Regions from separate parts of the Homo sapiens genome. Here all the other regions are linked to region 1. A link is a contact called in ENCODE Hi-C data. All regions are on one chromosome and are shown on one strand. Each heading gives the region's core, a stretch centred on a gene start or an enhancer-like site at or near the end of the contact. The rest is flanking DNA. Distances are from core to core; before and after follow the strand shown.

What was found. Hi-C counts contacts between places; a loop is a spot of excess contacts on that map. Pooled maps may share reads with other maps.
Region 2: a map with no recorded cell type shows a loop between it and region 1 (30-fold over the local background). The contact joins the promoter of RAB18 here to the promoter of ARHGAP21 in region 1. A Hi-C loop is called at or near these places in 3 of 37 single-sample maps with no recorded cell type and 10 of 50 pooled maps.
Region 3: a loop to region 1 is called in a map of B cell, with 8 times the contacts of the local background. The contact joins the promoter of DNAJC1 here to the promoter of ARHGAP21 in region 1. A Hi-C loop is called at or near these places in 1 of 168 maps with a recorded cell type or tissue (B cell), 1 of 37 single-sample maps with no recorded cell type and 7 of 50 pooled maps.
Region 4: a pooled map shows a loop between it and region 1 (9-fold over the local background). The contact joins the promoter of COMMD3-BMI1 here to the promoter of ARHGAP21 in region 1. A Hi-C loop is called at or near these places in 1 of 168 maps with a recorded cell type or tissue (gastrocnemius medialis), 1 of 37 single-sample maps with no recorded cell type and 12 of 50 pooled maps.

The regions. Positions count from the first base shown.
Region 1 is chr10:24,722,388-24,725,252 of GRCh38, forward strand. ARHGAP21 (Rho GTPase activating protein 21) reads right to left here and starts at 1,500. Exons shown (of 26, transcript NM_020824.4): 1 at 1,175-1,500. RefSeq lists silencers at 280-589, 650-1,009, 1,030-1,109, 1,200-1,269, 1,300-1,489 and 1 more and an enhancer at 1,033-1,943.
Region 2 is chr10:27,502,930-27,505,794 of GRCh38, forward strand. It overlaps RAB18 (RAB18, member RAS oncogene family), which reads left to right and starts at 1,375. Exons shown (of 7, transcript NM_021252.5): 1 at 1,375-1,508. The coding sequence starts at 1,441. It overlaps LOC124902399 (a long non-coding RNA gene), which reads left to right and starts at 1,516. Exons shown (of 2, transcript XR_007062097.1): 1 at 1,516-1,795; 2 at 2,050-2,163. RefSeq lists enhancers at 1,071-1,340, 1,451-1,510.
Region 3 is chr10:22,002,304-22,005,168 of GRCh38, forward strand. DNAJC1 (DnaJ heat shock protein family (Hsp40) member C1) reads right to left here and starts at 1,427. Exons shown (of 12, transcript NM_022365.4): 1 at 910-1,427. The coding sequence starts at 1,131. RefSeq lists a silencer at 1,061-1,430 and enhancers at 1,091-1,591, 1,471-1,520, 1,551-1,680.
Region 4 is chr10:22,314,940-22,317,804 of GRCh38, forward strand. COMMD3-BMI1 (COMMD3-BMI1 readthrough) reads left to right here and starts at 1,449. Exons shown (of 14, transcript NM_001204062.2): 1 at 1,449-1,617. The coding sequence starts at 1,479. It overlaps COMMD3 (COMM domain containing 3), which reads left to right and starts at 1,449. Exons shown (of 8, transcript NM_012071.4): 1 at 1,449-1,617. The coding sequence starts at 1,479. RefSeq lists a silencer at 1,307-1,426 and an enhancer at 1,697-1,996.

The DNA.
Region 1 (2,865 bases), core at 250-2,749:
AAAAAATTTTAACGTAAACAAACAAAAAGCCTATAAATTCGAGGGGGTGTTTAAAAAAGAGAAATCTCGAAACTGCCCAGCGGTTGCGTCAAACACACCTGGCTGTTATGCAGCCTTCAAGAAAAAATGTTCCCCATTCAAGTGCATTTTAATTCATGTCTTTCCTGGGTAGAGCAGAGGGCTGTGCATGTTGTTTTCTGCATCACCCAGACAGGGACACTTCGGTGAAGTTTTCTCCCCCACGAGGCTGAAATGGGATCACACTTTCCAAGCCCCCTCTTCGCTCCCCTCCGCCCCCCAAAAACGCAAGCACAAAGCCAGCCTGGCTGGGGCCGGCGTGGGCTCGGCGGCGTCTCCGGGTGACTCGGGCGCCGCCCCTCCGCCCCTCCGCCCCGGCCGGCGTCCCCGAGGAGGCGGCTGTTTTCCTTGGCCCGCGGCGGGGCTGGGTGGGGACGGCCGGGGAGGCGTGCGCGGCCGCGGGTGGGACGCCGGCGCCGCTCCCGCTCCAGGGCATGATTCTGGAGCTACACCCGAGCAACTCTGAAGTCGCGGCTTTTCCCCCAACTACCACTCGACACGGCTTCCCTTCCCCTGTGGCCACCTAGGGGGAAAAAACGAGAAAAAGCAAACCACCACCCACCTCCCCACGATTCCCCCGCCCCTTCCTGAGGCGGGTCGGGGACCTCGAGCTCCCGAGGAGAGCGGCCCCAATATGGACTTTCTCAAAGGTGCTAGGAGCCCCGGGGCGAGACAAAACCGGGGGCCTTACCCTTCCCGCCCGCTCGGGCCCGGCGGCCGAAGCGCGGCGGCGAGCTGAAGCGGAGACGCTGGCCGGGCGCCGGGCCCGGCCGGGACGCGCTAGGCCGCAGGCTCGGTTAATATTCATGAGCGGCCCCAGGCGCCCCTCCTCCAAGGCTGGCCGGCCGGACCCCAGCGCCCACCGCCGGCCTTTGTGCCCTTCCCTCCGCCCCGCCGCCCGCCCTTGCTCCGCACACGCGGGCGCGGCCCCTCCGCCCCCGCCGGGCGCCCGCCGCGGGCTCCCTCCGGCCCCGAGCCAGCGCCCGGCCGGGTGGCCTGTGGCGGGAAGGGAGAGAGCCCGCGGCAAGCCGGGCACTCCACGGCCCGCGAGCGCAGCGCCCTCTCGGCTGAGACGGAAAAGAAACCAGACACGCACCAGAGGAAGCGGGACGAGTGGATCCGCACGGGGCTGGCCGGCTCCGGGACAGCGCGCCCCGCCCGCCCGCCCGGCGTGAGCCGGACCCCGCAGCCGGACGATCCCGCGCTGCCCGCCGCCGCCGCCGCCGCCGCCGCCGCGCTCCGAGGCCGCCGCCCCCGGCCGGCCGCTCCCAGGCACCGCCGCGACCTGCCCCGGCCGGCCCCGGGCTCTCGGCCGCCGCAGGAGGGCGTGGGGCGGGGCGGCGGCCGCCGGACTCTCCCCTCGCCTCGCCGGGCCGGGCCGGGGCCCAGCTCCGGCGCCCGCGAACGCCAAGTGACAGAAGCGCCTCGCTCCGTGGCCGCGCGGAGCTGTTTCCCGGGGGCGGATTTCTCGCTTCTTCCTCCCTGGATCCACCTCCTCCCACTCCACCTCCTTCCCCTCCCCTCCCCAGGGGAGGCTCTGGGGCTGAATATTTTCTGTCTTGAATAACACGGGACCGGGGAACCGACGCTGGAGAAGGGGGATTAGCCGGAGGCCGGAGCGGGGTGCTCGCCTGCCCCCTCCCCGTGGGTCGCGGGACCTACAAGCCCTCGCCCCCCAGCACCCCAAAACCAGGCACACAACGCTCCCCGCCCCTGCAGTCTCCCAAGCGCTGAACGGCAGCGTCCAGGGATGGGCTTGCTCCCGGGAAAGGAGACCTGGTGGTAGACGTCTGGGGTGGAGAGGGGGACAAGCCTATAACAGCGACATCTGCAGACTCCAGGGATCAAAGGTCCTAGATTGGGGGACAGGGCTTGGCAAATTGTGCCCCCACCCCTTTTTTGCAGCGGGAAGGCAATGAAGCTGCGACGAGACGTGGGACTTCCAGATAAGGGAGTGTCCCCTCACGCCTCACAGCAAAAATCTCTTCCTGTGGTGGGAAGGGGGAAGTTAGCCAAGCGTTGCTCATTCAGTTCTTTCCCTTTTATAAATTCTGCAGAGCGGCTGAGCGAATTTGGCGCGGCTAGCGGAACTGTGGAGAGGCGGCTGCGCTTCTCTGTCCGCCACACTCCAGGTCACAGCGGCTCCGGAGCCGCGGCACAACCGCCACCCTCCCCACCCAATTCCCGGGCCTTGTCACAGACCCCGGCAGCTCGCTCCGCCCCGCCGTGCCTCACAACATCTCCCGCTGCAAATTACCCAATCGGGAGACGCGACGAGAGAACGCGAACCAATCAGGGGCTGGTAAATCAGGCTTCCCTCCGCCCTCTTCCCCGCCCCCGGGTGAAGGCCACCGCCCCCTCGGCCTCTCCTTCCCACCCCGCCCCGCTCCGGGGAGGTGGCTCCCCGGCTCCGAGCCTCGCGGGGCTGGAGGGGGAGTTGCTCGCAGTCAGAGGCAGCGTTTGTCACCTTGTCACCCTCATCCTCGCCCCCTCCCATACACACTCCCCTCCCCTTCTCGGTGCTCCTGCTGGTGCTGTTGAGGGTCATTTTTATCCTCACTGCGGCCGGGGACTGCCAGCTATTGTGTCTGATCAGCTGCCACCGCTGTCCAGAGGGAAAAAAAGAAGAACAAAACCTAGAAACTGTGGAGTCCTCTTACCTTTTCCTTCTTTCTTTCTACACTCTCCCCTGTAGACTTAGAAACATCCCTTCTCCTTCCCCGCCCGCCCACCACCTGAGGTCCTGTTTCTTTATGGGGGACAGGGGAGCGGGGACAAAAAACACTC
Region 2 (2,865 bases), core at 125-2,624, 2.8 Mb after region 1:
AGCTAGATAGACTTGACTGAAGTTTCAAGGGCTATCTGATGAGAAGTGGAGGTTGTTTCATTGACATTATTCTCTAAGGTTAGGAATGGACTCTACAACATTCATTCAATTAATTCATTCAGCATACATTTATTTAGCACATATTATGTGCCATGAAGTACTCTAGATACTGAAGACATACCAGTAGACAAAACAAAATATCCTTGCCTTCATGAGACTTCTAATAAAGTAGTAAAATATATAGTGTATCAGAGAGTGGTTAAATCCTATGCAGAAAAACAATGTAAAGAGGTCTAGAGAATGCTGGAGGGATTTGCATATTTCAGTAGAATGGACAGGGAAGGCCTCTTTAAGAATGCAACATTTGAGCGAAGACCTGAAGGAGGAGAAGCCATTGGGATATCTTTTGAAAGGGCTTTTCCAGCTATTTAACAAATTAATTTCTTAACATTTGAAATTTTATTTATATGTAGTCTTTAATCAAATATCCATTGTATATGACATTAGCTGCAGGTATAAGGAAATAAGACAAGAGAACTGAGGTTTATTGAGTGCCTGCCATGTACCAGGCACTGTGCTAAGTATTATGAATGAGGTTTGGTACCTTCACTAAGATTTACAACTTAATGCAGGAGGCAAGGTGTAGACATACACTTCCTGCAGTATGGGTGTAGCAGTTCTTATGAGGAAGGAGAGTTGACTTGAAGTTGCACCGCCAGAAGTAATGCACCTGACCTACCTGAAGTCTACGCCTCCCTTTCAAGATGAATTAGGGTGCAGAGGGTGCTCTCCACTATAACAGAGGGGAAGCCAGCAAGATAATACCTGATCACACCTTTTATAGAGCACTTTGGTTAACAACATGTCTTCACAAATTAACTCACTTAACCTTCATAACAATAAGAAGCAGATGTTCTAAGAAGTGTTACTGTGTCTCTCAGAGATGGAGAAAGGCTAAGAAAGCTGGGTAGTATGACAAGGCAGTTATAAGGTAGAGCTGGACCTAAATTTAAGATAATCTGCTTCAAGCACAGTGCTTTTCCCACCGCAGTGCAGCTGTTATGAGCAGCTGCCGAAATAAAACAGCTTGATATTCTCCTGACTGAGTCCTCCCACTGACTCAAAAGGAGGGTTAGGTTGAGGCTGGGGCGGAGCTAGACCTCAAGAAGAAGCCAACAAAGTCACACACAGCGCTCCCCACCTGCGCTTGCGCAGGGGAGGAACACGCAGTCCGGAAAAACGCCGGGGATTCTGGGTCGCGCAGCCGTGGAGCTACCTCAAGGCGGAACTGGGGAGTCCAGGGCTTCGGCAGCCTGAACACCCGGTGTGAAAGGAAGGTGGCAGACGTGGAGCGGCGCGCATGCGCAGCAGCTCACTCTGCTGAAGGGCTGAGAGGCGCACCCGGGCGGCCAGCTGGGCTCGGAGCGGAACGGGGTCAGGATGGACGAGGACGTGCTAACCACCCTGAAGATCCTCATCATCGGCGAGAGTGGGGTGGGCAAGTCCAGGTGAGGCGGAGGTGCGGGTCGTGACGAGGGTGGCTGGGCTCTTTCTGCCCCGGTGGCTGCTGTCTCCTGGGCCGCGACGGGAACTGTAAACTGCAGCGGCGGGCTCGGGCCGGCTCCGCTCGCGCCCTCCTCGGCCTCTGGGCCGCGCTCTCCCGCGACGTTTGCTTTCCTCTCCCCACCCGCGCCTGCCTGGTTCCCGGCCTTTGCCAGGCCCAAGTTCTCTGGGTCGCTCTCCCTCCTGTAGCGCCGAGAAAACACCATTCCGAGGGCCGCCGCTCGGCCGGCAGGTTTGCTGCGCGGAGCTCAGGGCGTGGCGGGCTGGTTTGGGCCCGAATCCGGCCGGGGGCGCCTTGCCTCGAACCTCTCGGGGTTCAGGCTGCCTGCCACCCCGAGACCCGGGAGACATAGCTTTCCCACTTGAGGGTTTCTGTGGGGCCTTCTCTAAATACATAATGTCCTCGGGAAGTTTCGTGACGCCTTAGGTCCCATTCCTGGCCTGTTTGGGCGCAGCTTAATGTCGATTCTTTTACTTTTTTATTAGTCGGCTGTGAAAGAACTGGATCTTGTGACTGCTGGAAAATTTCGCTTTAGTGTAAGGTCCGAGTGCTTCAGCCGTGGGCCACCTTTGAAAATAAAATGTAATTGTTATTTCTCATTTTGCCACATCCTGTGGAGACAGAAGATTAGTGTTGTGCTTTCATTTTTTACTTTTTCCTTGGGGAAAATAATATTGACAGTGGAGTTGAGTATAAGGTAAGACATGGATCTAGGTGGATGTTGCTAGAGGGCTGTGATTTCATCCAGGTCTTGGAAGAGAGTTCTCCAGCTGATGTCATTCTTGCCATCTGATTATGAGTAGGTTATGTTCAAGGCCGTCCTGATCCTTAAACCACATTTGCACTCCAGGGGCTGTAATCAGTTTCATATTTTAGCTATACCTTCTGATACACGTATCTTTCAAATAATTTTTTGTATTTCATAAATTGAAATAGCCTTAATTCTACAAACTAGAATGAAAGCTCTCCTCAAATAACTTGTAAAAGTCACTTCATAAAGTCTTACTTTTTAAAAGCTTCTTCAGAATTTGAAAGCTTATGTAATATATTCTGATATTATTTACTTATTTATTTATTTATTTTTTGAGACGGAGTCTCGCTCTGTTGCCAGGCTGGAGTGCAGTGGCGCGATCTCGGGTCACTGCAACCTCCGCCTCCCGGGTTCAAGCGATTCTCCTGCTTCAGCCTCCCGAGTAGCTGGGACTACAGGCGCGCACTATCATGCCCAGCTAACTTTTGTACTGTTAGTAGAGATGGGGTTTCACCATGTTGGCCAGGATGGTCTCCATCTTTTGACCTCG
Region 3 (2,865 bases), core at 177-2,676, 2.7 Mb before region 1:
TAAGCCTGAAATCAGCGAAATGTTATCTTCTCCTTCGCACAAGGCTTCAGGTAGAGACTGGATATCTACCCTCACTCAACCACCCTCAATGGTAGAACTAAAAAGCAACAAATGGATTTTACAAGTTAATGTCTTAAGCTATAGAAGAAAACGAAATGAAACAAAAGGAAAAGGGGAAAAAAAAACCCATTCCTACATTACTGACCGGGGGCTTCTCTTCCAATCGCATCCCAAGTCCTTTGCTGCTCAAAAAACTTAACACCTCCAACCTGGTTAGACGCTTCAAATTCCTCCAGATTTCTAAACTGCGAAAGCGAAACAAACATCTACCTAACAGGCTAAAAAGATGACGAAGTACAAAGTAAGAAAAACTTTTGCAACACAGACACTGGCCACAGTGCATTCCTACTTTCCCAGAAGGGAAGAGGAGGGGAGGCAGCTGAAATAAGAATAAGGATGAGGTAAGTATCGGTGGAAGATGACAGTTTAGGGTGAGAAGCGGCTGCTCTTTCTCACATTCAGGGGGACAGGAAGGCAAAAGGTAGGTGTTAAATTAAAAAAAAAAAAAAGTCTACCCACACCACTCTTCGTTCTTCCTCCAGCACAGCTGGAGGGGGAAGGCTCTTCCCCAGAACGCCGGAGCAGAGAGAAGGCATCGCCACCCTAGGCTAGTGGCGCCGTCCAGCCTGTCACTGGGGCTGGGACTAGAAAAGTTGAAGCAGGAGTAAAGATCTGGGGAAGACGGACACGTCCTTCCAAGGCTGAGGACCCCGGTGACCCGAGCTGAGGGCAGCCAGAGCCCGGGGTGACCAAGCCCTGCCCTACGTGTCCGGCTGTCTCTGAGGAACCGGGTCGCCTGACGCCTGCCCTGGCCCCTCTCCGCCCGGCCCCGCGCGCCTCCTTGCTTACCTGCTGCACCCCGAGGAACTGGTAGAAGTTGAGCTGCACCTCCTCCACTAAGTCAAACAACTCCAGGTCTCCGCTCTCCCAGCCGCGCGCCGGCGCCACGGCGGCCAGCAGCAGCAGCAGCAGCCACAGCAGCGGCGTCCGCGGCGGCGGCGGCGGGAACGGCACCAGCCCGAGCTGGCGGCGTCCAGGAAGCTGCGCCGGCTGGGAGCAAGGAGCCGTCATCGCGCTGGGCTCGGAAAGGTCACCCGCCGCGCAGCTCCGTTGGCCGAGAGCTGGGACGTGGCGGGCGGCGCTGGCTGTGGGGAACAGCGCCTGTCAGTGAAAAGCGCGGGCAGGCGCACCGGAGCGGCCCGCCAGGTGGCTGGCCCCAGACAGAGCGCGGAGGCGGCGGGAGCCGGCTGCCGGACGGGCGGGTGGGTAGGCGGGCGGGGCCGCAGCCAGCGCTACGTTCCGAAGACCCTCGCCCCCAGGCCTACACACAGCTGTAGAGGCAGCGCCCGGCGCCTGGGCTGCACAGTGGGTGAGGCTTCCCTTCGCCTCAGCCTATCCCAGGCCTCGCTTCCGGTGACATCATGTCTCCTAGCAACCGCGGGAAGGGGGCGTGGCCGGAAGCCTGGACGCCTGGCGCCCCAGATCTGGGCCTGGGTGAAATGCCTCTCAATCACTGGCGCGCACGGAGCAGCTGTACCTGCGCCCACATGGGCTGAGAGACAGGGACGGTTATAGCCATCTCGCGTCCATCTGGAACGCCCCACGTGGACTTCCCCTGAAATAGCTACTGTCTTCCTCTCCCCTAGCTATCGAACACTAAAAGCATATTTGAAGCCTGATTAATTGATTATGGCTTCCATGCATTTAATTAGTCCATCAGCAAAGAAGACAGGACAAGTTGAACCAGGTTCTAAAAGGGGCAAATCTAGTAAGTAGAGAGAGGTAGAGCAGAAAAGGAATTGAAACCAAAACAAAAAGTATACTTCTAATTATGAATTAAGATTTACAGGCATAATACCATAAAATGACCTGGTAGAATTAACAGTTAATAATGGTGACTCAATCATAGTTGGAGGAGAAATGTAGTTTATCCACCTTAGCCCACCTCCAGTTGGGGTTCCTTTGAAAACAGACCTCAATTGAGATGTTTCTGTTTTAAAAGACAGGCTAAAAACCTCCTCTCCCATAACAATGTCTCACCTTCTAGTCTTGCATTGCTTCTGTTCAAGCTCTTTTCAAGTTATTTTCTCCACCACAATTCTCTTGTGTGGACTTTATTATTGTGTGCTTAGCACAATGCATAGCACATGAGAGCACTCAATTAGTTGAACTGAATCCTGTGACTACCTCCCTACCACCATTCCCCCTACCACAGATTTTTAGTTTATTTATTTATTTATTTAGAGACGGAGTTTTGCTCTTGTTGCACAGGCTGGAGTGCAATGACACCATCTCGGCTCACTGCAACCTCTGCCTCCCACGTTCAAGCAATTCTCCTGGCTCAGCCTCCCGAGTAGCTAGGATTACAGACTCCTGCCACCATGCCTGGCTAATTTTTTGTATTTTTAGTAGAGACGGGGTTTCACCGTGTAGGCCAGATTGGTCTCAAACTCCTGACCTCACATGATGTGATCTACCCACCTCAGCCTCCCAAACTGCTGGGATTACAGGCATGAGCCACCACCCCCAGCCTAGTTTATTTTTGGTTATATCAGTTTTCTTAAAGTGAACGTCATCTTTACCAAGTCCCTAAATTAGGTTACTGTTTATTCAATGAACAAAACATCGAAATAAGATGAAATTAATGATCTTAAGCACTACTTTTACATATTATAGTAACATTCATCTTTTCTCCTAATTTGATCATTAGATTAAGTGCAATAAAACCTTTGAAACTGGTGCCATATTGCCACAAATCTGGGATTCTTACCCCGATCTTGTAGCAGACAGCCTAGTATTTCCCTT
Region 4 (2,865 bases), core at 199-2,698, 2.4 Mb before region 1:
CAAATTAGGAAGATGAGTGATGGGAAGAAAAGATGAACATGATTAATAGGTGCTTGTTTCATAAAGACTCTAGGGAGACTTTTAAATCCTTCACTGCTACTATATTCTCACCGAGTGAGGAGCCACTGCACGTGCCTTTTAAAGCTTTCAAAGGAGGGCTGAGTAGTTACTCAATCTGTTACTGATGCTTACTCCATTTGCATCCTGTTGTGAAATGAGGTACACTTTATGTATTGGTGCCAAGGTAAATGTCAACTGTATCCATCAAAAATTTTTAAAACAGACATCTAAGTTAGAAAAAGAAAATAATGTTTCACTTTGGGTCTAATGTTGCAAATAATCGCTCCTGAAGACTAAAACATCTTTGTTGTTCCGCATCCCTTCCCTCCACCCTTCAAGAACTTGCATTTTTTAACTTTTCAAGTGCTTTTGATTAAAAATACCTAATCTACTTTGCTTCACGGGTTTTTTAAAGAATCATTCTTGTTCTCTAAACCAACTTCGTAGAAATAGAGAGGAAGTTAAACTTTATACAGTATTTGAATCTTTAAAGGTATGAGCATCCTAAACAGTAACTCACTTCTAATAAAGATCTTGCCATTCCTAACTGTACTTTACTAAGGTAGCTGTTTAATAAAAACGTATTTATGCAGATTCTATAGAGCAACTAAAACGGGACCCATAGATGTGGTGAGTAGCACAAAATGTGTATGGCAGTTGGCTTTATTTGCAGCGGCATATAAAATTGTTAATAATCCTGTCAAATCTGTTCATGAATAATTTATTAATCCGATTGCTGGAGTGCAGTGCATACAGGAACTCTATGTATGCGTGCATGTGTACACACCCCCCATGCAGGAAGGACACTACTGCCGTATTCCAGAAATGACAAAAAAAAAAAAGTAAAAATAAGCAAGAATCACATAATTAGATGTCTTACAGTCTCATAAAAGGGCAGTGCTGCGAGGTTAAGCTGGTGAGCTAAAAAACAAACAAAACAAACAAAAAACCACAAAAGCAAAATCCAGTTGCCTGAGATCGGAGCTTCCCGCAGGATTCGCGCAGAGCGAGGAGCGGGGAGGACGCCGTTTGCGGGAGGCGGGGGCCGGGATCCCGACACCGTCCGCAGTCTCCCCGGGGTCTCTCAGGGAACCGAGCTGGTGGCCGTCCGAGGTAAGCGCCGAACCAAGGAGAAAGCGCCGAGCGCGTCCACAAAACGCCCGAGGCCGCCCTTCTCGCCAAGGCTCGGCAGCTCCCGCGGCCTGCGCTGGACAAGCGAGAGCTGGACGGAAACGGTGGGAGGCCGTAGGCGGCGGCTGGGGGCGCGGGACCCGCGCGCGGGCGCGGAGGCGGGCGGGGAGGCCCCGCAGCCCGCGCCGCCGCCAGCCGCCCCGAGCCGCGTGCGCGCGCGGCCGCATCAGCTGAGCGCGCGGCGCGTGTCACGTGGTGTGCGTGTCGAAGGTCACGGCGCGCTCACAATGGAGCTCTCGGAGTCTGTGCAGAAAGGCTTCCAGATGCTGGCGGATCCCCGCTCCTTCGACTCCAACGCCTTCACGCTTCTCCTCCGGGCGGCATTCCAGAGTCTGCTGGACGCCCAGGCGGACGAGGCCGTGTTAGGTAAGCCGCTCGGCTCGGCTCGGAGCTGGATCCGCCGGGGTGGAGGGGCGCTCGGAGAAGAGGAGCCGGCGGAGCGAGAAGGGGAAAGCCCCGGGAAGAGGAAGTCTCCGGGCTTTGCCCTTCGCTCCGGACGGAGTGTTGGGGACGTGGCTCTGCCAGGACTCGGAGCAGACTCTGAGCATTGTTTTGGCCCCACTTGGCACCTGCATAGAGCCAACTCCACGTTCCTGGCCCGGTTTCCCTCCCAGTCTCTTTGTTCTTTTGTAAAGCCGGTGTTCAAGTCTTGTTTGTGGCCTAAACATCTAAGGTGTTTAGCCTTGTCTGAGGCTGCGGCTGTTTTGACAGTTGGACTTCATCTGGGGAGCTCCCTGCAATTCAAGCTTCCAGGGCTAGGCTAGCAAAGGTTTAAGGGTCTGTTTCCGAAGTAATTACTAGGTCAGACAGTGTTGACATTTGCCAACTTAGAGCATACCTCAAGTTGCTATGATCACTCCAGCGCTCTAGTTCAGCATGTTTACACAGGTTCTACGCCTAGAACCTTAAACTATGATGCACAATACTTTGTTCCGCCCCAGTTACCAGGATGCGAGTGTCTTTTAAGCGATCCGGTCAGTGACTGCGGAGGTGCAGTGTCAGTATGGATTGAAGACATATTTTAAGACCGATCGCTTTTAGATGATTTTCTTAAATATAAATATCCCAACAATTCAAATTTTTGTTTTTTTTCTGTAGTTTCATGAACTAAACACTTGTACAAAAAGTATGAAAGTGGAAGTTCTTAAACGAAAATAGTAACCACCACCTGGGTTAATCTCAAAAAAAAAATGACTGTCAAACCCTGAAAGTACTAATATAATTTTGAAATTTGTATCTTATATTCTGAACTCATGCCCTACCTTCTACCCCCTTGATGTATTTGTTCATGGAGCCGGTTACCCTAAACTCATCATTTTTAGGATGGAAGTTTATTCTAAAATTGACACAATGTAAAATATTTATCTTGTTTTTCCTTTGAATTTACTCCAGTGTTAGAATGACCATTGCATTGTTATATTTTCTTTGGGGGCTATAATATTTTTTAATAGTAAAAATATTAAGGCAAAATAAGTTAATTGAAGCTAGTAATAGTAGAGTTCTTGTTGTGTTCTTTTTATTGTTTTTCACTTGATCTTGTTGCTCATCTCATTTACTTATAATTGACTGTCCTTATAGTTGATGTTTTTAATCTTGTTAAAGGGTTTTTAAACC